Regions from separate parts of the Mus musculus genome. Here region 2 is linked to region 1. A link is a loop called in an ENCODE intact Hi-C map of the cell type or tissue named here. Cell type or tissue: left cerebral cortex. All regions are shown on one strand. Each heading gives the region's core, and the rest is flanking DNA. Links, peaks and the distances in the headings are about the cores only. Region 1 overlaps Gm34983 (a long non-coding RNA gene). Region 2 has its middle 47 kb from the start of Gm20110.

Region 1 (10,286 bases), core at 925-8,924:
TGCTACTTTATAACCATAATTTTGTTAGTTATTTGGTATAATATAAATATCTGATATGCAGGATATCTGATATGTGACCCCTGTGAAAGAGTCATTTGACCCCAGAGGGGTTGTGTGCACAGGTTGAGAACTGGTGAACTAAACTATCTCCCCACTCTACAACCTGAGTTATAAATATACCTGGAAGAAGGAAGGCCTCACAGACAGCTTAGTTAGGTCTCAAAGTTACTTACTGCAAATCCATCTCTCCACAACTTCCCTGAAACCTAACTGCAATTCAACAATATAATCAAGAAATTTTTCCTGGTAGCATGTGCAAGAAAAAAGGAATCTTAGAGAAAGTGGAAGGAAGACAGGAGGGGAGGAAAGAGGGGGGGAGGAGAGAGGAGAGGAGGGGAGAGGAGAAGAGGGAAGGGGAAAGGAGAAGATGGGAGGGGGGAGAGTCAGATTATTCAAGGATGTTGAAAACAGAAGTAATAGGTTCAGCAAGAGGGTGTGGACAAGGCTAGCTAGCCTTTCAAACATAAAATCCTATGGTTCCTTCTCCTGTGTCTTTTATCCAGTCCAGAGAAACAAATCTTCAGGTGTAGGGGGTGGAGTCTGGCCTCTAAGGAAAAGAACTCTCCTTAGAAGAGACATAAGAAGCGTCTTCAGAGGTCACGATGCCACCTCACTCCATCTCCTTCCTCTAACAGAAAGGGGTCCACCTCTCCATGGTAAAGAGCCGTAAGTCTGGTGAGACCTCAGAAGGGGAACAGAGAGGAGACTGCCAGGGAGATAGACCATTTGAACCATAGTGCCTTTTACATCTTAAAGGACTGGACAGGTCCACAGTACTCAGTGCCCCTGTTCACATCCTCAGGGAATCAGCGTGGCGAAGGGTCCATGTTCATTCATTTGACAAAGACACCACTTTTCCGGTAAATATTAAAGAATGTCAGAGAGAGAGAGAGAGAGAGAGAGAGAGAGAGAGAGAGAGAGAGAGAGAGAGAGAGAGAACTACTCACAAATGATTAAAATGCATGGTGGGAGAGAGAGAGAAATTAGATGCATCTGTGGTCAAGGAGCCCACCTCGTTCATTGGTCAGTAAGATTGTGGAAAGCCAGGAAGCTGAACTCACCTGTGGGAGAGATAAGAGTCATTGTTTGTCTCCCATTGTTACCTGTTTTGATCCTAGGCTGCCTCTCCTATCATTTTCTCCCATGGTACAGTCTCCCCTTGTCAACCCAGAGACTGAAAAAAAATTTATTCATTGGATGTGAGAGCAGTAGACTCCCCTCCCTTTGTCTTCCTCAGGAAATTAGTAGCTCATGTTCCATTAACTGGAGTGTTTTACCTTATCTCCTTCCTCTACATGAAGTGGGAATTTCAATGCCATAATTTAGAATTATTCTGCCCAATTCATCCTAAATGGATTCTGGTCTCCTTGCGGCTCTTATCTCTAGACCTCACTAAGGATAGCATTCGGACTCACCTACAGGCACACAATTGTCCTCTCTTCAATGTGGAGGCGTTTAGAAATATAATGAAACGTGACAAGCTTTTGAATACGGCTCCAGAAATGGCCTCTTTCGTGGCCATACAGATTGCTTGCCGTTTTAGCATCCATCCACTCTCTACGTTATTTTACGATCTGTTTTACAGACAAACCTGGGGAGATACACGTATCCTAAACTGACAACTCCTGTTCTTTGTTCCAAGACTGTTTTTACAGAGAATGATTATTTCTTCTGATATTTATTTGCAATGCAGTTTCCAGAAATACCCCAGCATCATCAGCCGGAAGCTTCATGTGAGGAGAGACTAGTGAGGGTGTATCCAAGCCATGCAGGTTAATGCTGTGGGTTGTTACTGTGCGCACCTCACATAAGAGAGGTTTTATAGGGACATTCTTCTAGGATATTTTAGTTCCTTTGGTTAAATTTTTCAAGAATGGTGTTGGTTTTGATTGGTTGGAACCTGCACTATTTATACCAATAGTTGAGAAGTTGACTATCTAGATCAGTTTCTTATTTCAAAAATAACTCCAGTTCCAAAGAAGTCAAATGGTTTTTCTAAGAATCATATAGAGGGTAGCGAACCAAGATTAGCTGAAGCCATCTGTATTCTATACACTTTTCATTAACTTGGATGATCATCCAATTATGTGTAACATGAGCTAGTCCTAACAAAACTCTCCTGCTTCCTAATGAGGGATAAGCAGAAGGTATCTCTATAAATCAATAGACTCATTCTGTTATTATACAGAGTGCAATAGCGCTTTAAGAATTCATTGGATGCTATCATTTTGTATAAACACCAGTGTCTCTTCTCTGATCAGAGCATGATCAACACCAAGCCTTGAATGGTTTACTCAGGAGTGATATAAAGAAAACAAAATTTACCAGGCTTCATGGATTCTATCTTCAATTCTCGCAAATAATCCCATGGCTATGCATTTCATTTGGTTTTCAGAAGTAAAATTAGGCTGGTATAAAAGACTGACATTCTAGATATGAGTTGGACTAGATAACAGCTGGCGTGCCATTTGGAACCAAGACCCTGTCATTCTCTCCTCAGATCAATCAATCATCAATCAGTAAATAAATTGAACAGACCTCAGCAACTTTCCAGGAGCTTCACTTTTAGCAAGAGATGAACATGGTAGGGTCCACCCACAAAACAACTGTGACATAAAAATAGTGCCTCCCAACTTCCCAGCCTCCAATGAGCCAAGCTTCTACATAATCCTCCGAAAGACTGGAGACATCCAACATGTAGAGAGTCACCCTTGGCTTCGATCACAACAGATGCTGGTACTTCCTATACCTGTGAGCCAGAAGGGCTGTGCTTGACCTCTAGATATTATCCAGAACCAGGAGTGGGCCTTCCTCTTACTTCCTTTTCATGGCCCAGGGAAGAGATGCTATAACCACCTGGACACAGGACTCAGATGGGAAAATGGTTAAATAGGACTGAGTGAACACCCCATGCTCATTTTGATTGTTTTTGTCCAGCACCTTAGCGAGAAAGAGTCTCTCACTTTCTCTGAGCATAAGTGTTGAGCCCATGTTTTAACATTTTCATGTTTCCCACAGTGGCACAGCTACCAGTGAGAGAGCACTGCTTGGAAGAAACTGGAGGAACCCACACAGGATGCTCCTGCCTCAGATTCTATTCAGCATCTCTTAGCCTGCACTGGTCTGGGGCTATTTGAAAAATGCATAGATTTAAGTAAGCTGAGATGCCTCATTCTTTCAATTCATCAGATTTGCCGACTACTAAAGCCATGTCTTTTAAACTCAATATATGCTATAAAATAACTAATAGTACAGTGAATTCTCAGAATTAATCATGCATAGAATCAAACATTCTCAAAATTCCACTAAATTGCCCCATACCTTAGAAATATATTGCTTTAAGTTAAAGCACTGAGGTCATCATTAGTACCAAAGGAATCAGTATTGGTTGTAATTTTTACCAGATTATCTTTATAATATTCAAGTTGAAAATCTTAATGAATTCTCAGATCTCAAGAATGCAAAGTTAGGCTCCAACAGCATCCTAGTGAATTGTATTTCCCCAACTTTTCAGATTAATATGTCAATATCCTTATATGAATATGTAAAGCCAAGAACTGATATTTTACAAGCTTTCAGTTTAGAAACTAAAGAATAAACCACGATTTGGTCAAGATAGTCATAGCAGATATCCACAGCAGACTGACCATTCAACAATCAATGTAATCTCCTTCTACAATGCTGTCCTTTAGAATACAGGCTGCAGAGCTAACTCACATTCCTTCCAGGGGATTCTGCATGGGCTCTGGGTACTTACAAGTCCTCTAAAAATCTGAAGGCTCCTCAAGACCTTATATTCATGTATGCTATACTTATATTCTCTAACTTGGAATCCATGTTGCACATAAGCATTCTGACTACTAGTGAGATATGGTAGTCCTGCTTCTTTAAATATTGGAGACATGCAAAACCTCATGGCATATCATTTTATGGCTGTCTTATTTTCATTGGCATTCCTAGCGTTATTTTGTTGAAAGAAGAAGAAGGCAGGCTGGGCCTGAGGAGCCACGAATACTAATCAGACATGCTAAGTTGCTCCTCTCTTGTTCCAGGCTGACTCACAAGCCATCTGTGCAGATATGTAGTCATTCTCACATTGATATCCATGTGGCAGCCAGTGACGGATGACTGTACAGGACAACCGAGTTTTTAGATGGGTGAATATCTGCTAACTTACTACATTTCACTGGCTAAAGCATTGAGAACAAAGAAACAAGAGCCATTAGACAGCCTGTTCATCAAGGTGTTGTCAAGCCAGTTTCACGTAGACTTAGAGTTCCAAAATACCCCCCAACAAACAGTGACTTCTGGAAACGTCTTAGAAATAAAGAATACAGGTGTGCATGTATGTGTATTTTGGGTGGGAGATGCCTGTGGGGTATATCCAGAAGTCACCATCAAATATTCTCCAGGAACTGTCCACCTTGCCCTTTGAGACAGGGTCTCTTACAGGAGTCTGAAGGTAGGCTATGAAGCTAGAATAGCCAATGAGGAAGCCCAGAGAGATCGGCCTGTCTCCACTGTCACAGTGCTGAGAAGACAAGCATCTACCACCATGCCTAACTTTTTACGTGGATTATGGGGATTAAATTCAGATACCCATGCTTGGACAGCAAGCAGTTCACCCCAGCTCTGGAGATACAGAATCTTATACACACATCATGGAGAGCCACCAGGTAAGAAATTTAAAGGATAAGGCCAAAGAACCTGCACTTTAGCCAGGCCTCCAACTGACTCTGATGCGTGTTTACGTTTGAGGACCACTCAGGTCAAGTGGCCCTAGTTAAGGCAGTTGAATGGAGTTTCAAAACCATCACAGCAGGTTTGGAAAAAGAGAAGAGATTGTTGAAGAACGGGGTCTTTGATTTTTAAAAATAGCCTGATTTAGAAATAGAAAAGCTATAAATGGAACCCAGTTCACACACACACAATGAAAAGCGGCTTCAGCAAAAAAAGCATTATGTTGTCCCTAATCACTGGCCTTGAACCTTGACATTCTAACTTAGCACCAAGCAACTTTTTAAACAAGTTGATTAACTTTTCTGTACATTGGTTTTATCACTTAAAAGTGAATAAATGGCATAAAGTTTATTCAAACACACCTAGATTGTTTTCTACTCATTCTGAAAAAAATATACACCATGGTATGTGATTTGTATCATATTGATTCTGCCTTCCCTTGCCAGTACAAGCATGAGACTGACGTTTCCCAGCAACCCTTTTCCGTATGTGGGAGCTGCGCCTAGAGGAAATTTTTCAATAGATATTGTAGCTCTGCACTCCAACGACTTACAACAGGAGTTCAACATAAGTTTAGCAAAATCCACTGACTATGAGAAAGATCCAGAGTAACACATATTAGCAATTATCAATGTTATGGAAATATGTACAAGTTACTTTCATGTCTACAGAGTTATTAATGATTTTGCTCATGCATGTGGCTTAGTTATGTTTCTATTGCTGTGAAGAGACACCATGACCAAGGCAACTATAAAAGAGAGCATTTAGTTGGATGTGCTTGTAGTTTCAGAGGGTGAGTTCATGTTCATCATGGCAGGGAGTATGACAGCAAGAAGACGGGCATGGCCCTGGAGCAGTGGCTGAAAGGTTGAAATACAACCACAAGGGGCTGAAGAGATGGCTCAGTAGTTAAGAGCACAGATTGCTCTTCTGAAGGTCGTGAGTTCAAATCCCAGCAACCACATGATGGCTTACAACCATCCGTAATGAGATCTGATGCCCTCTTCTGGGATGTCTGGAGACAGCTACAGTGTACTTACATATAATAAATAAATAAATCTTTAAAAATAAAAAGGGAAAGAAAGAAATATACCCACAAGGCACAGAGAGAGAAACAACTGAGAATGGTGTGGACTTTTGAAACCTCAAAGCCCACCCCTAATGACACATCTCCTCCAACAAGGCCACACCTCCTAATCCTTCCCAAACAATCCCACCAATGTGGACCAAGCAGTTATGTGTAAGTCTATGGGACCATTCTCACTCAAACCAGCACAAATGGTAAGGACTAGATTTGAATTTTGCAGGATTCTGTAGACATAATGGTCAATTCAGAGTTGTCATCAGTTTATGATATTTAAGAAAGAACATTCAGGACTAGAAGGGTGGCTTGGTGGTCAAGAGCACTTGTTGACTTTACAGAGGATGTGAGTTTAGTTCCTAACATGGTAGTTCATAGCCCTCTGTAACTCTAGTTCCAAGGGATCTTAATCCTTCTTCTGACATTCAAAGGCACCACCACGTATGCACATGGCACATAAACATACATGCAGACAAACACACACACAAAATAAAATGAATAAATCTAAACAAAAATTTTTAAAAATAAATCAAGACTCACTTGTATTCCCCAAAAAAAAAAAAAAAAAAAAATGAAGCAGGTAGTTATTGTAGTTGGAAGAATACAGCAAATTATGTTCCCTCATGACATGGAAAGATGGCAGTACTGGGTACGTTGGCAGGAGATTGTGTCCCATCAGTGAGTTGGGGGGTGGGGAGGAAATAGTCATGTATATAAATGGAGTTTGTAAACACGGTGAAGGAGGAGTCAGCTAAGCTATCAAGCATCAGGGACTGAGTGTTCATTGAGCCAAATGTTTACTCAGAAATGGAAATGTAATTCAACATCAAGCACTATGTAATGAATTACTAAAGAAGGCTAGCTAGAAGCACAAAGGTGTTCCTGAAGATTGAGCCGTTATGCCTTATCGCATCCACAGCCTTGGCAGGCAGTAGGCACTTAGCAAATACTGGGGGCAGAATAAATGAATATAGGCTGGGAGTGAGAATATTGTTATTGTTGTTATATAAAGTTGTTATATAATCATAAAAAAATTCAGTATTTTAACTGCGTGTTTCTTGAAAGAGTGGGGGACGTTATGTTCATGAGCCTGTATCATAACATCTTTCAAGTTTTGTAATGCCAGTGGCTTGCACATGAAAATTTCATGCATTTTTATAGTAATGAATCTTATGAAATTAAAATAAATCCAGTGCTTTGAACTGACAAGGAAGTGTGGCACATTCAAATGCATCAACTTGATATTTTCTCTAGAGGACGTCATCTCCATTTGAAAAACACTGGTTATGGGCCTGGGGAGATGGGTAGCTCACTGGTTAAAGTGCCAAGCATCTATAAGCCCAGTGCTGAGGGGAGGTAGAGATAGCCACATCCCTAGAGCTTCCTGACGAGTTAGCCCTGCATTTAGGGGAGACCCTATCTCAAAACTTCAGGTGGAGAATGATTTAAAAAATATAGCTGACTTCAGTTCCCAACCCCCACATTTTTATGCACACAAGCACACACACGTGAACATATATAAATATGTCAAACACACACACATGCAAAATGCAGAAAAGCAAAGTCAAGCTATCATGCTTTCTGTAAACGCTGAATCACAAAGACTTGCTCTGGTACTAAACCGGATGAAATGAGAACCTGTTTCTAAGACCTTCCATGACACAGGTTTTCAGGCAATTTTACTGAGAGCCAATTTCAGGGTAACGGTGCATATTTTTAAAATAAACAAAACATAAGATTATTTTACTATATTAGAAGAAAAAATAAGAGGAAAGAGTCCCCGAAATAAGTTTGTAAATTGAACAACCAAACGGACCATACAGTTCCACGCCTAAACCAAAAACACCAAATTGCATATTTTTCAAAGGTGAATGTTGTGGTATCTATTACATGCTAATCAGTTTTTTTTTTTTCACTAGAAGAGACTAGAGCTCCAGAGAACAAAAATACCAATGTGTTATTTGGACCAATCTCAAAAGACGAAAGCGTCACTGCCAACCTTCACGGTATAGTCACTGCAAATGTTTCCAGTCCCACCTCGCACCCATGCCAAGTCAGGAGTATAAAAATGTTGGTAGTATTAATAGTCTTTGGTATTTCCAGCGTTGGTACTTAAATTCTAGCTAGGGATCCCCTGCACATTCCTCAACACAACCATGAGAATTATCTTCGTACTAAATGCCAGCTAGGTCTTTATAAAAAGGGTCTTTTCTCAAACCTCTATTGTTTGTCAGGGCCACATATTTGATTATAGGACACAGAATACACACTTGCCTATAGGTGTTTCCTATGGGTGGGGGGACCCTTTGTGGGACAAAAGAACCATGAATCCCAAAGAAAACTTCAGAAAACTTAGCAGTATATGTTTCTTCACAGACCCAATAGGAAAGCACCGATGGATGCTCTCTTTGAAAGAGATTCAGTAAGATAAACCCAAGAATAGATAAGGGCTCCTCAAAGGAGAACCACAACTGATTGTCCTAGCATTAGTGATGTATGTTATATTGCTGGGTTCAGAGCATGTCTTTTCCCTATAAATTTAGTTTCTGGTAAGATTCCCAGAAAGCTGGGTGTTTATAGCTGAGATGGGAGAAAGACGTCAAGCAGTTGTTAATTGGGCCAGAATCCCTGCTTCTCCGCTGGTACAAGGCATCGGCATGATTCCCGGGTGGGGGTGGGGGGCCCTTCCCTCTCACCGCTCCATAACTGTCCCTGTCTCCCTGGTCCGCCTCAGATAGGAATTATCTCCAAGGATTCATCTCCTTGAATTCTCCCTGCTCTGTTTGTTTTCCACTTGACATCACACATAATGTTTTTCTCTCCTAGTCACCACACAAAATATCATCCCATTACTATTGCATTTCAAAATCAGCGAGATGCCCTATTTTTAATAATAATCTTAATTATCAGTGATAATTACAATCTGTTGCAAAATGAGTCCAAAAACTCAAGACATCCCGATAATTTATAGTAACTCGTTCTGATCACAATGAGCCAAGATACAGTTTTTAAATATACATTTTTCTTTACGATTTATTTTTTAGATGTATTTATTTATTTGTTTGTTACTTATTTATGTATATGGATTGTGTGTGTATATTGGCATACCAGAAGAGGGCATTGGGTCCCCTGAGACTACAGCTATCGATGGTTGTGAACCATCATGCAGGTGCTGGAAATTGGACTGAGGACCTGTGGATGAGCATCCAGTACTATTAACGACTGAGTCATCTCTCCAACCCTCCCTTAAGGTATATTTTTAAAACATCTCTTTTATTAAAGAGATAGAATCAAAGGTGTGGTAAACATTTAATAAACACAAAAGGTATCTTTGAAAATATGTTGGATTTTTTTTACACTTGTTTATTTATGTATGCATTTGAGACAAGGTCTTGCTACGGAGCCAACATGGATGGAAATCATGGTCCTGCTGCTTCGTGCAGTTTGCCAAATTCTGAGGTGACATGGATAACCCGCCACATTCTGTTTGAATCCCATGAAGAAGACAAAATAAAATCGCTTCTCAGAGAAGTCCCCACCAACCGAGAGCGTGAGTGGAATAATCCAGTTCCAACCATGCACATCCACAGGCTGGCAAGTGGGGGTCGGGGGGGGGGGGCGGTCGGGGCAGGCTAGCAAGCGGGGGATGGGGGGGGGGGAGATGCTTCACGTAAGGAAGACGTAGCCAGGCTGCACATCATGTGACTTGCCTACACTAAAAGCAGACCTTGGCGAATACTGTGCCGCAATAATATAATTCCGGAAGGAAAAAGTCACCCGTCAATAATCACCAATAAATGTTCCTTTTCCTGAAGTGCAGAGTTCCATACTAAACAGTATGAACTAAGGAATTGAGAAGTCACAGCCTTTCCATTGCCTGAAACCCCAATTTAAGTCTCTCAAATCACGAAGCAAAACAGGGTTATTCTATGCCCCGCTCCCGCCTCCAAGTTCAACAGGAAGTGCCAAAGAAAAATCTGTTCTTAGAAGACTGGGCAACCAGAAGCTAAAGGATTTCCATTAAACTGTAGCAAATAGGACTGTTCCCCTGAGATTTCTAACCTAATTAGTCAGGCGAAAGCACCTTTCAGATATCTTTCTGCTCATGTGTTTAGAGATGATTTTAACAAAAAAAAAGAAAGAAAAAAGAAAAGAAACTGAACGTATTTCTCCGGCTGCTATCTATGGAACACAGCCTGTGCCACTTGAGGTAGGAGTCTAACAAAAGCAGACTGGGATGAAAATTAGAGTCCTCAGCAATGCAGACGTTGCCAGGCAGCTCTGGCTTAAAATAGTAATGGCTCGCTGCTCCATCGCTAGCTGACCCTCGATAGAGTGGGTCAAGTGTAGACGCAGGAAGGAATGACACTAGTTTAATCAAATGGATTTTTTTAAAAAGATTTAT
Region 2 (10,286 bases), core at 1,084-9,083, 82 kb before region 1:
AAGAGAAAATAAAAGCTTGAACAGGTCAAAACAAACAAATGAACATGGGAAAAAGAGCCCAAAGAAAAGGCACAAAATGCCCAGACAAGGCATTATGGGAAAACAAACAAACAAAAACAACAACTCTAAAACCAACTTTGAGTTCATCTTGTATTGACCATACACTGCTGGACATGGAGTCTGCTCTGGAGTGTGGTTTGTATTGGAGAAAACTAATTTTTCTTTTGTGCTTGGTTATTAATTGAAAATCATTTCTGGATGAGGACATATGTATCCTTCTCTCAGGACTGGACTCCATCTTACTTGGGCCTGTGCAGGTCCTGTGCATGCTGTTACAGTCAATGTGAGCTCATATGAGTGCCTAAAAGACTATGTTTCCTTGGTGTCTTCCATTCCCGTTGGCTTTTATTATCTTTCCGCCTCTTCTTCTGCAGGGTTCCTGAGCCGGGAGGAGAGCAATTTGATGGAGGTATCCCATTTAAAGACAGTGTTCCAAAGTTTCTCAGATAAAAGACTTAAATGTTAAGTCAGAACTACCACAAGAATATAGGAAGATCGCCACATCTGCATAAGCAGCCTCTCTTTCAAAGGACAGACATCCACCATGCAGGACACTGACATAAAAACAGACAAACAATATGGTACCAAAGGAAAAAGTGTTTTCCCAGCAAAGGAAATAGCCAGCAGAATATAGAGGCAACAGAGAAATAGGCAAAAATACAAACTATGCGTCTAATACATATTTTAGCACCGTATTCACTGTCCAAACATTGTAAGATATAAAGAAATTTTAAACCAACAATTCACAAATAATCAAACTTGAAAATAGGCTAAGGCCAATACATTTCAAAAGAGTAAATTCAAGTGAATAACAGGTTTGGAAGAAAATGTTCAGCTATCTGTGGGGGAGATGTAGGTCAAGACCACAGAAAGACATTCTGCTAATTGTAATGGCTATCATCAGAGAGTCAGAGGAGAAGTGCAGGAAACAAAATCTCTTACACACATTGGAAGGAATATAAATCCTCATAGAGAAGATAGAGAACAGTGTGGAAATTCCTTTAAAAAGAATAAAATTAGAACTACCACGCAATCCAACATCCCTTTTCTAGGCATACTTCCAAAGGAATATCAGCAAGTGAAAAACACACCAACACGTCCATGGTCATTGCTCACAGCTGCTAGGAAACAGAGGTAACCTACTCATATGTGGGTGGATGAACAACTTTTTAAAATGTAATAAATAGATATGTTATATTATAGATGATAGATAACAAATTAGATACTAGGAGATAGATAGATAATGGATGTATGGTTCATAGATATATGATAGCTAGGTAGATAGATAGATAGATAGATAGATAGATAGATAGATAGATAGATAGATAGATAGATAGATAGATAGATAGGTAGGTAGGTAGGTAGGTAGGTAGGTAGGTAGGTAGGTAGGTAGATAGATAGATAGATAGATAGATAGATAGATAGATAGATAGATAGATAGATAGATAGATAGTAATGGATATGTGATTCATGGATATATGATAGCTAAATAGATACGTATAAATAGGTGGTAAGTTGATAGATGATAGATCAATTGATCAATGGTTATATAATGTAATATTATTTACAAAAAGAATGAGACGACCTACCATTTGCAACAAAATGGATGGAATTTTGCTAAACTGTTTTATCATTGTGATTAAATCAATCAAATAGAGAAAAACAAATATTGCCCTATCTCGCTCACATATACATGCCCAGAAAAGTGAGTTGGAATATATACTGGAGATTACTAGCGGCTGAAATGGAGGATAGCAACAGAGAGGGGCTGGATGATGAGTAATAAAACACCATCAGTAACATTAATACGTTCTGATGACTGGAGGAACTCAAAGACTGCAATCCAATGTTCTGATGAGGAACAGCAACTCTTCCTTACCCTACTCTGAGCGGTGTATCACTTGAATATCATGTTATCCTACCTACAGAAGTGCAATTAGTTGTCAATCAAAATTTCATAACACTTGAGAGGAAAGCTGTTAACTATTGATTTAATCATTATATTCTATATGTGTAAATTATGAGACCACATCTGTAAATTTGTGTAAGTAAAGAACAAATTTTAAAGACCCATAGTCTTGAAAACTATGTGTCATGAAGGAACTACAGTGGCTTTATAGTCATTCACACATGATTAAAAATGAAAGGTTAGCTAATGCCAATGTACAAGTGGACTGATTTCCCGAAGTCTCTGAAATCAGAATTGTTTAAAAATCTTTATAATCACGTATATAGTTCCTGCCCATCATGGAAGGAGAGCTTTCAAGGTTCTGGGGTCTTTCATCTCCAGATTATCCTAAGGAACAGCCACTGTGAACTTTAGCGTAGGTCTATGACCAAAACCTAGACAACAGGCCACCCTGTAACCAATGCCTTTTCCTTTCCCCAGGCATAGGCTTTGAGAATTAAGGCACAATGGTATCTTTGGGAACAGACCCGTGGGAGAAGTGGAGTAGGCAGTTTGCGGACTCATTTTCTATGGTGTTGGCAGAATGTGGGCTGTCATCACAGGACTGGTATTGTATTGCTTCCTCCAATCTCACAATTGCCACAATGTAGCACACTGTTATTTTTGTCTCCATGATGGGCTGATTATAAGGTGAAGCATCCCTGCCTGGCCAGTGTGCCAGGTGCTGGTTCAAACAACTCCAAGTGTTATTGCTTCTCCAAAAAAGCAAATACGGATGTGGAGGTGGGGAATCAGGGAACCACTAGCCAGTAAACACTTCAAACCATACCACAAAGACACCAGATGCCTGCGAGAAAGGCACTGTGTTAGGACAAGTTCTGTTTAATCTTCACTGGGATCAAGGGAGAAATCCAACCAATGCATGCCGAATGCAGGGAAGCTGATAGTTATTGCCAACATCTGGAACTGAGACAAGTTCTGTTGTTTTCTTTCTTTTCCCCATTGAGGGGGCAGGAAGAAGGTGGGGGAATGATAGTAGAGCTGATTCAAGAAGGAAACACCCAAGTAGTATGTTTCATTTCTCCCCACATAAAAATTAGAACTTGAGCTGGTCATCAATCCAACCCGTGCCAAGAACTATGAGAAACTTAAGAGATAGGACTACGGCCAGAGTAGACATAGCCCTTGATCTCAAGAGACTTGTAATGTACAGGTTTGAGAAGCCACCAAAATAATGGTGATGATGGTGATGGTGATGGTGATGATGATGACGAGGAGGAGGAGGAGGAGGAGGAGGAGGAGGAGGAGGAGGAGGAGGAGGAAGAAGAAGAAGAAGAAGAAGAAGAAGAAGAAGAAGAAGAAGAAGAAGAAGAAGAAGAAGAAGAAGAAGAAGAAGAAGAAGAAGAAGAAGAAGAAGAAAATAAAATAATAACAGTTTGGAGGAGAACAGGTCATTGTCACTGAGATAGGAAGAATAGATGGTTCAGGATAAGGATGTAAGTGTGGTGCTGTAGACAAAAGGAGGCTGATACAGTAAAGGCCTGAAGGAAGTCCCTGAGGCAGAGGGAGTTAACAGGAAGTGCGCAAGGTAACAATGCACTGGGTGAAAGGCCAGATAAGGCAGAGCCTCTACATCAGGACTTACAATATGAACAAAGTAGGAACTTACTGGACAACAGCATGTAGAAATGGAAAGATGGGATGTGATTTAAGCAATCTAGCACAGGAACCAGCAGACAGCTTCTTGAAGCTGATTGCTGAGGTTCAAACCACAGTTCAGCCAAGTATTAGGTGGGTGACTTACTGTTTCACATCCACAGAAAACAATACTACCTGTTCCATCATTATTACTTTATGGAAACCTATAGAACAGTGACTGAGTAATAGTAAAAATTCAATATACATGTTTAATATGTTTTTTCATGTAAAATATATTTATATACTATAAGATAAATAAACACTGCATATGTACTAACCAAGTTCATCATCCTAAGATTATTGCTCTTGGTGTTGAACCAATAAATGACTGGAGCCCAAGAAAAATGTGTAATCAAAAGATCCAAAGAGAAAACACCCTTAATTGTAAGATTAAACAGAAATCCGAAGGGTCTGACCTAGGAGGGCAGGGTATTGCTGGAAAGAAAGAAGTGGTCCAATGTGTACTCCAAGCATGAACCAATGGGAATTTCTGATGGATTCTATATGGAAGTAAAAAGAAGAGATACTAAAAATGGATCTTAGACTATTTGAATATTCAGATGATTTAAACAATCCAAGTCGCCAGTCTCTATAGGAATAAACTAACAAATTATGACATATATCCATGAATTCTGTATCTTCTAGGTGAATAAATAATGAATCCACAATATTCAGAAAAACATTACATCTATACTGAGCATACACAGGTGCATTTTTTTTCTTGTTACTATTATATGACCTATACAGTATGATAATGATGTACAAGCTCTACACTGCAGGAAGTATTATAAATAATCAGTGGGGATTTAAGGCATGCGAGAGTGTATGCCTAGGTTGTATGCAAATCTTGTGTCATTTTGTCGAAGGGATTTTAATATTATGGACTTCAAATCCTCAAAGGCATCCTGGAACACTTTCTCTGTGGTTGTATGATTGTACACAAGGAATGATTGTACACACTACGGACTATTAGTCAACTACCAGAAGGAATGAAATTCTACAATGTGGAAAACTGTTGAGCTACACTAGTCAAAAGGCATGACATAAAATACCACAAATTGTATGATTCTTCTTATGTGAAACATTTGCAAAATAAACAAATTCCTGGAGACTGAGAATATACTGGTAGTTATTAGGGTCTCATGAGAGTCATGTAAAAAAATGAGTCTTGAGTTTTGTCTGAATCAACAGAATGAAGAATCTTTCAAGGCAGAGAGGAAGACATTGCTCAGGGATCGGTGTTGGACATCAACTCCTTGATACTCATAAGTTATACAAGCGAATATTTGAGAAATAAGATGTGCGTGTGGTGCCTACTAGAGGTATTAGAACTTTAAAAATAGACAGTTAAACATTAGAAATGGATTGAAAATAGGTTAAGGATAGGGAAAGGGCCAAGCTATGAGAAATGTTAACAAGAAGACGATGACTGAAGAAAGATGCTTCAGAGTAGGTGACCATGAAGATAGAAGACAAAAGATAAGCATGCTTCAAGCAGGCAGAGTCCACGAGGCAGAGAGTAATGGAAAGGCTAGAGACTGGAGCAGGGAAGGAGTCGGCTGCCGGTGTTGACCTGAAAGCTGTTCTTGGCCTCCCTGAAGGTACTTCCAGGTACCAGACCCAGACAGGCACATTGAACTGGGCTGAACAGAACAGGAAGGTGATGAGGTAAACATCATGTTTGGATAACCATAAATTGAGCTAGAAAGGAAAAAAATGGACCAAGACTTAAGTGGTACCCATAGTGGTATGAAATTCTTTCTGAAAAGGAATAGCTGGGTAACAGTAAGATGTTGCATTAAGAAAAAGGAGGAACAAGTTATAGATTGGTTGATGGGCTGAGAGGCCATGAGACCCAGAGGCCAAGAGGAGAAGGGCTCCTTGTGGGAAGAGGAGGACCGCTTCCTTCACAGACCACTTTTATGCAGAAGTGTTGAGTTGGCAGGTTTTGCGGTGGGAAGATGGGTGAGTTCACTTCCAGTGACTTCTATTTTCTCAATGAAGTATGAGTCTAGGTTGTCGGTGGGAGGAGGATGTGTGGGAGGTTTGGGGAAAAGGAGATGATATGGTACAGTCATCTCACAGAGACAGGAGCGGTGTTGAATGCCAGTTCGGGGGTTTCTGAGTTCTGAATCAGTCATCTTGGCTTTGCGGTGTCCTCCAGTTAAGTGCTGCTTGGTTTGGAGCAAAAGACAAAATCAGAAAGAGTCCCGAAGCCTTAGAATATGACTCACCCTAGTCCTTCCACATCCCGCCTTTCTGCTCACTAGCTGCAGGGCTCTGAACCCTGTGTAACAAGCTTGTCTGTTAACTAGAGGAGAGAGGAAACAGCCCTGGGATAGTTGGTGCCTGGACAGCTGCCAGGGGCAACAAGTTTATCTTCAAATTCTTGGGGCCCAGCTTGCTGAGTGTGTCTAATAAGAAGCTGTACCCAAACGGCATTTAACACTGCTGATGGGTGGCTGCGGAAATTTCCCAACAGAAAGGATGAAACACGGCCTCAGGAGGTCAGTGTTAGATGTATTGGAATTTAGAGATGTGTAATACATTCGATACAGAGAGATGGATGTGTACTTCTTCCTGGTCTGTCCGTGTTCTAAATAAGGGGAGTCCAAGTTAATTGTCTGACTATAGAAGTGAGAAGAACAAAATGTCCAGTAGTTCCCACTGAATATGCGAAAATGAAAGTAGAGGGTGGATTTACACGGTATCTATAAAGACCTTCCCACAGAGAAATGCAGAACGCTGTGATGGCATTGAACCCTGGCTCTGGGACCTGGGGAATACTCCACGCTGACCTTGGGTGTTCTCCTGTCTCTCTGTCCTCACACCCTTTAGAAGGCCCACTGTTCTTCAGCTCCTCATCATGAGTCTATGTCTACTTCACCTCCCATAATCCACTCGGCCTTTTTAACATGTAATAACTTCCTTGATTTCACTGGCAATGTGAATGCCCCGACCTGTCACGGGGAAGTTTATAATTGTTTTGGGGGTTAGTTATTTAATTGCACGATTAATTATTTAATTGAAATCAATTATCTTATTACTTAACATCTATCTACTTCTCTCTACCAATCTATGCTAGTTCTTGGTATATATCCTAACCAGGTAACGCTGGGACTAAGGGAGAAGGAACGTAAGGACGCACTAAGGAAGGGCATGTCTCACCTGCAAAGGTTTGCTCCTTCCTTTGAACACGTGTGATGTTTCCATGCCTTACATTTAATATCTAAGTAGATTTTCCTCTGATGCTTGAAGTCTTACAATGGGCAATTATTGCACACACAGTGGCCAATGAGAAATTGTACAAACGAATAAGACATGTCCATCTGCCTAGAGGAACGTAAAAAAAATGCCTCCTCCTGGCAATGGTGGCCTCAGACTCGCTTTCCTTTCTGGGGTTTTGGCCAAAGTATTAGTGGCTGTGTAGCTTACTGTCAAATAACATAATCCTTAAGTGTTCTGCTTCAGAAAGTCAGGAATCTCCTGCTGATCTCTCTTCTCCCCTCTCCTGCCCTACTGCTCGCTGCTTCCTACACTTGCCATCGACTTCTGAGAAACCCTCAGCTCTTCAGAGACCTTTCCTTTCTTGGGATAAAACGCCCCCATTCATAATCTGTCACAGCCTCGTGTCATCTAGGAAGTCTTCAAGCACTCCTACCACCAACTCTGCTCTTCCTAATCTACCAGACGATTCCACAGCTCACGAAGGCCTGATTCTCTTTCATCTTTCTCTCCGCTCCAGCCAAAGTGCAAGGGCTAAAATCCCAGCAGCTATTAAATAAACATCTACAAGAGAGAGCCGTGGTTCATTTTGAAGCTATAGCCACGCTGATCTCATAGACCACACTGACGCTTCCTCAATGTTCTACCATCATTTATAATAGGACTCATTATTGTGAAGGGCATCTTGCCTACCAGAAATAGATTTTTAAATTAAACTATCTCTTTTACAATTTAGCTGGGTTGGACAAGCCCATATTCAGTATTTTTAAAAATTCCTATTAGAATTACACTCATGCCTTTCATACCAGTTTTATGCACTGAAAGTAGAATAGGCAGCAACAAATCACTTTTAGTGGTCTAACTAGACACCTTGAAGATGGTGTGCTTTTAATACAAGATGGGCTGGTGTGTTTCATTTTCCATGACCCTTTTTCTTCCTCACTGATTCCTTGTAGCTTATAAACTCTCTTTCTCCATTCCCTGTATTTTTGCTAAGCACTCATGATATTATAGGCTCATTTAGACCTACTTGGAGCAATTATGGGTCTTAGTTTCACCAACTCTTCCTAGCATGAGGATTTAGGCATTGGAGAATAGAGATTTGAAATATTCACTTGTGCTCCCAAAGTTCAGTGGACAATACATTAGGAAAGAATTATATTGGTAAAATTAAAGATCTTCCTCCCTCCCTCCTTCCCTGCCCCCTCTCTCTTTCTTTCTACCCTTCCCTCCTTCCCTTCCTCCCTCCCTCCTTCCCTCCCAACCCCATAATAACAAAACATAAGAGTTTATATGTTCTAGGGTTTCATATGGAGTTGTAGCATGTGTTTCTGTTGTAGAGTAGCTAAATCAACCTGATTTTCTTTATCTTTTAATGACCCCTTGCGCCATTCCCTTTGTCAAGTACTGGGTGGTTAAGAACACTGGCAAGGAAAGGACATTACCACGATTTTCTACAGCACATTATAAGCATGGAGGAAGAATAAATTCAATTTCATTTGACAGGAACATATCCATAACGGACAAGAGCCACTGCAATGCTGACCGAGAACTACTGAAAGAGATTTGGGTAGTGTGAGCTGAGCAATTCCTGTCAGGGTGCCATCCTCAGGCAATCTATGACTCAGGGACCTTGCTAGCAATGTGAGCCCAGCAAAGAGTTACAGTAAAGACAATGTGGTGTTGACACAAGAACTTACTGGCACCTGGGTCAGAAAAGCCGATCCCTTCACCTTTCACGTATTATGTAGGAGGCACCTACTCAACACAATCATGGTCCCCAAATAAGCATCATCTTCCACACTCTTATAACCTCTCATTTAGCTTGCCCCTAAGTGTTCTTTTTGTCTCTAATTGCTCCCTGTTCCAGTCTATCCTACACACAAAGGCCAGGAAATCCCTCCTCCTACACATGACTGGTAGTAAGCACTGGCTCTGGAACCAGACTTCCTGGATTCAAATTCCAACTCCCTAACCTCTCTCCCTCTCCCTCTCCCTCCCCCTCCCCTCCCCCTCCCCCTCCCCTTCCCCCTCCCCCTCCCCCTCTCCCAGTGTATTAGTCAACTTGGGCCTACAGGGCCGGAAGGTCATCAAGTTCTTAGTAGTTTTTCCAATCAAAATTTATACTTTGCTCAAACAGAGGCCTCACAGAGTCTACTCTCTGTAATTCCCTCATAATGTAAGCAAGGTGAAAGGTGAAAATCCTCTGGAGGCATAGCTGTGGCCGAGGAAGCCACAATGGGCTAGTAAAGAATCTTGGAAATGTCACATTTCACATGTGACAGCAAGAAAGCAAGACCTGGAGGAAGGGAGGAAGAGCGTATGTTGACAGTATGATCAACTAAACCTAGGTTTCTAATCAACAAAACATTACTTCCTAATTACTTCTATGTTGATGCTATCTTCCACCATGGTCAAATACAAATAACTCAGCCCAACAAAACCAGAACACAATTTTTCATCTTCTATCCAACAGCTAAGTTTAATGGATAGCATCAAGAAATAGACAGTAATGTATCTACCTGGGCAAGCAATGTATCTCTCTAATAAAAACAAAGTGAACTGCTGGTAAATGGAATTAGGACATCAAGCTTAGACTATTGTTAGTCAAATAATAGGTAATGTGGATGAAAAAACCCTAAGAGCTCTCGTAAGTATGGGCACACCTCTTCACAACCCCCAGTAGTACCTTTATAGCTTAACATCCAGTTGATACCATACAGAAAAGCACAGGATCATCAAAGTTATGGCATTGAGGGTGACTGAATTAAAAACTACCCATGAAGAGATGGGCCAGCAGTTAAGAGTGTAGATTCTTCTTTCAGAGGACCCACCTTTGATTCTTAACACCCCTATCAAGCAACACATAACTATCTATAAATCCAGCTTGAAGGGATTTGGTGCTGTCTTCTGGCCTCAGTGGATAGCTATTCCTCATATATGACACACATAAACTCATACAGGCACATACATACATACATACATACACATAAGAAAAAAGAAGGAAAGGAGGGAGGGAGGGAGGAGAGAGAGAGAAGAAAAAAGGAATCCCATTGACACACAAAACAATGAAACTTAACATATGAGCTGAGTTAATTATAACACAAATATCCCATAAGCCCAGTACTTAAGGGCTAAGGCTATGATCTGGTGATGGAGGGTTTGCCTTGCCTTGCCTTGCCTTGCCTTGCCTTGCCTTGCCTTGCCTTGCCTTGCCTTGCCTTGCCTTGCCTTGCCTTGCCTTGCCTTGCCTTGCCTTGCCTACGCAAGACCCTAGGTTTGATCTTCAAAAAGTCTCAGTGACTTAACATAATAAGGTTCTATTTCTTGTTGCCCCTCTTCTGTGTCTTTGAAGTCCTGACCATACAGCTCTAATACGGAGAAGGGAACACCT

What was found. Hi-C counts contacts between places; a loop is a spot of excess contacts. Peaks named below come from ENCODE experiments on the same cell type or tissue, not always from the same donor. Only the 100,000 strongest peaks of a DNase experiment are listed, where the experiment ranks them.
Region 2: it touches region 1 in a loop (2.6-fold over the local background); 6 of 42 quality-filtered maps call a loop at or near these places.

Annotation. Positions count from the first base shown.
Region 1 is chr10:99,474,587-99,484,872 of GRCm38, reverse strand. The region is part of intron 1 of Gm34983 (a long non-coding RNA gene); the gene reads right to left. Among named protein-coding and RNA genes, the nearest start is that of Gm35035, 19 kb to the right of the region's middle. In left cerebral cortex, for the core only: no CTCF peak of the experiment used is centred there; DNase peaks (open chromatin) are centred at 6,979, 7,420, 7,909, 8,406 and 5 more places; H3K27ac peaks cover 3,307 bases.
Region 2 is chr10:99,557,072-99,567,357 of GRCm38, reverse strand. No RefSeq gene overlaps it. Among named protein-coding and RNA genes, the nearest start is that of Gm20110, 47 kb to the left of the region's middle. In left cerebral cortex, for the core only: no CTCF peak of the experiment used is centred there; DNase peaks (open chromatin) are centred at 1,121, 2,621 and 5,722.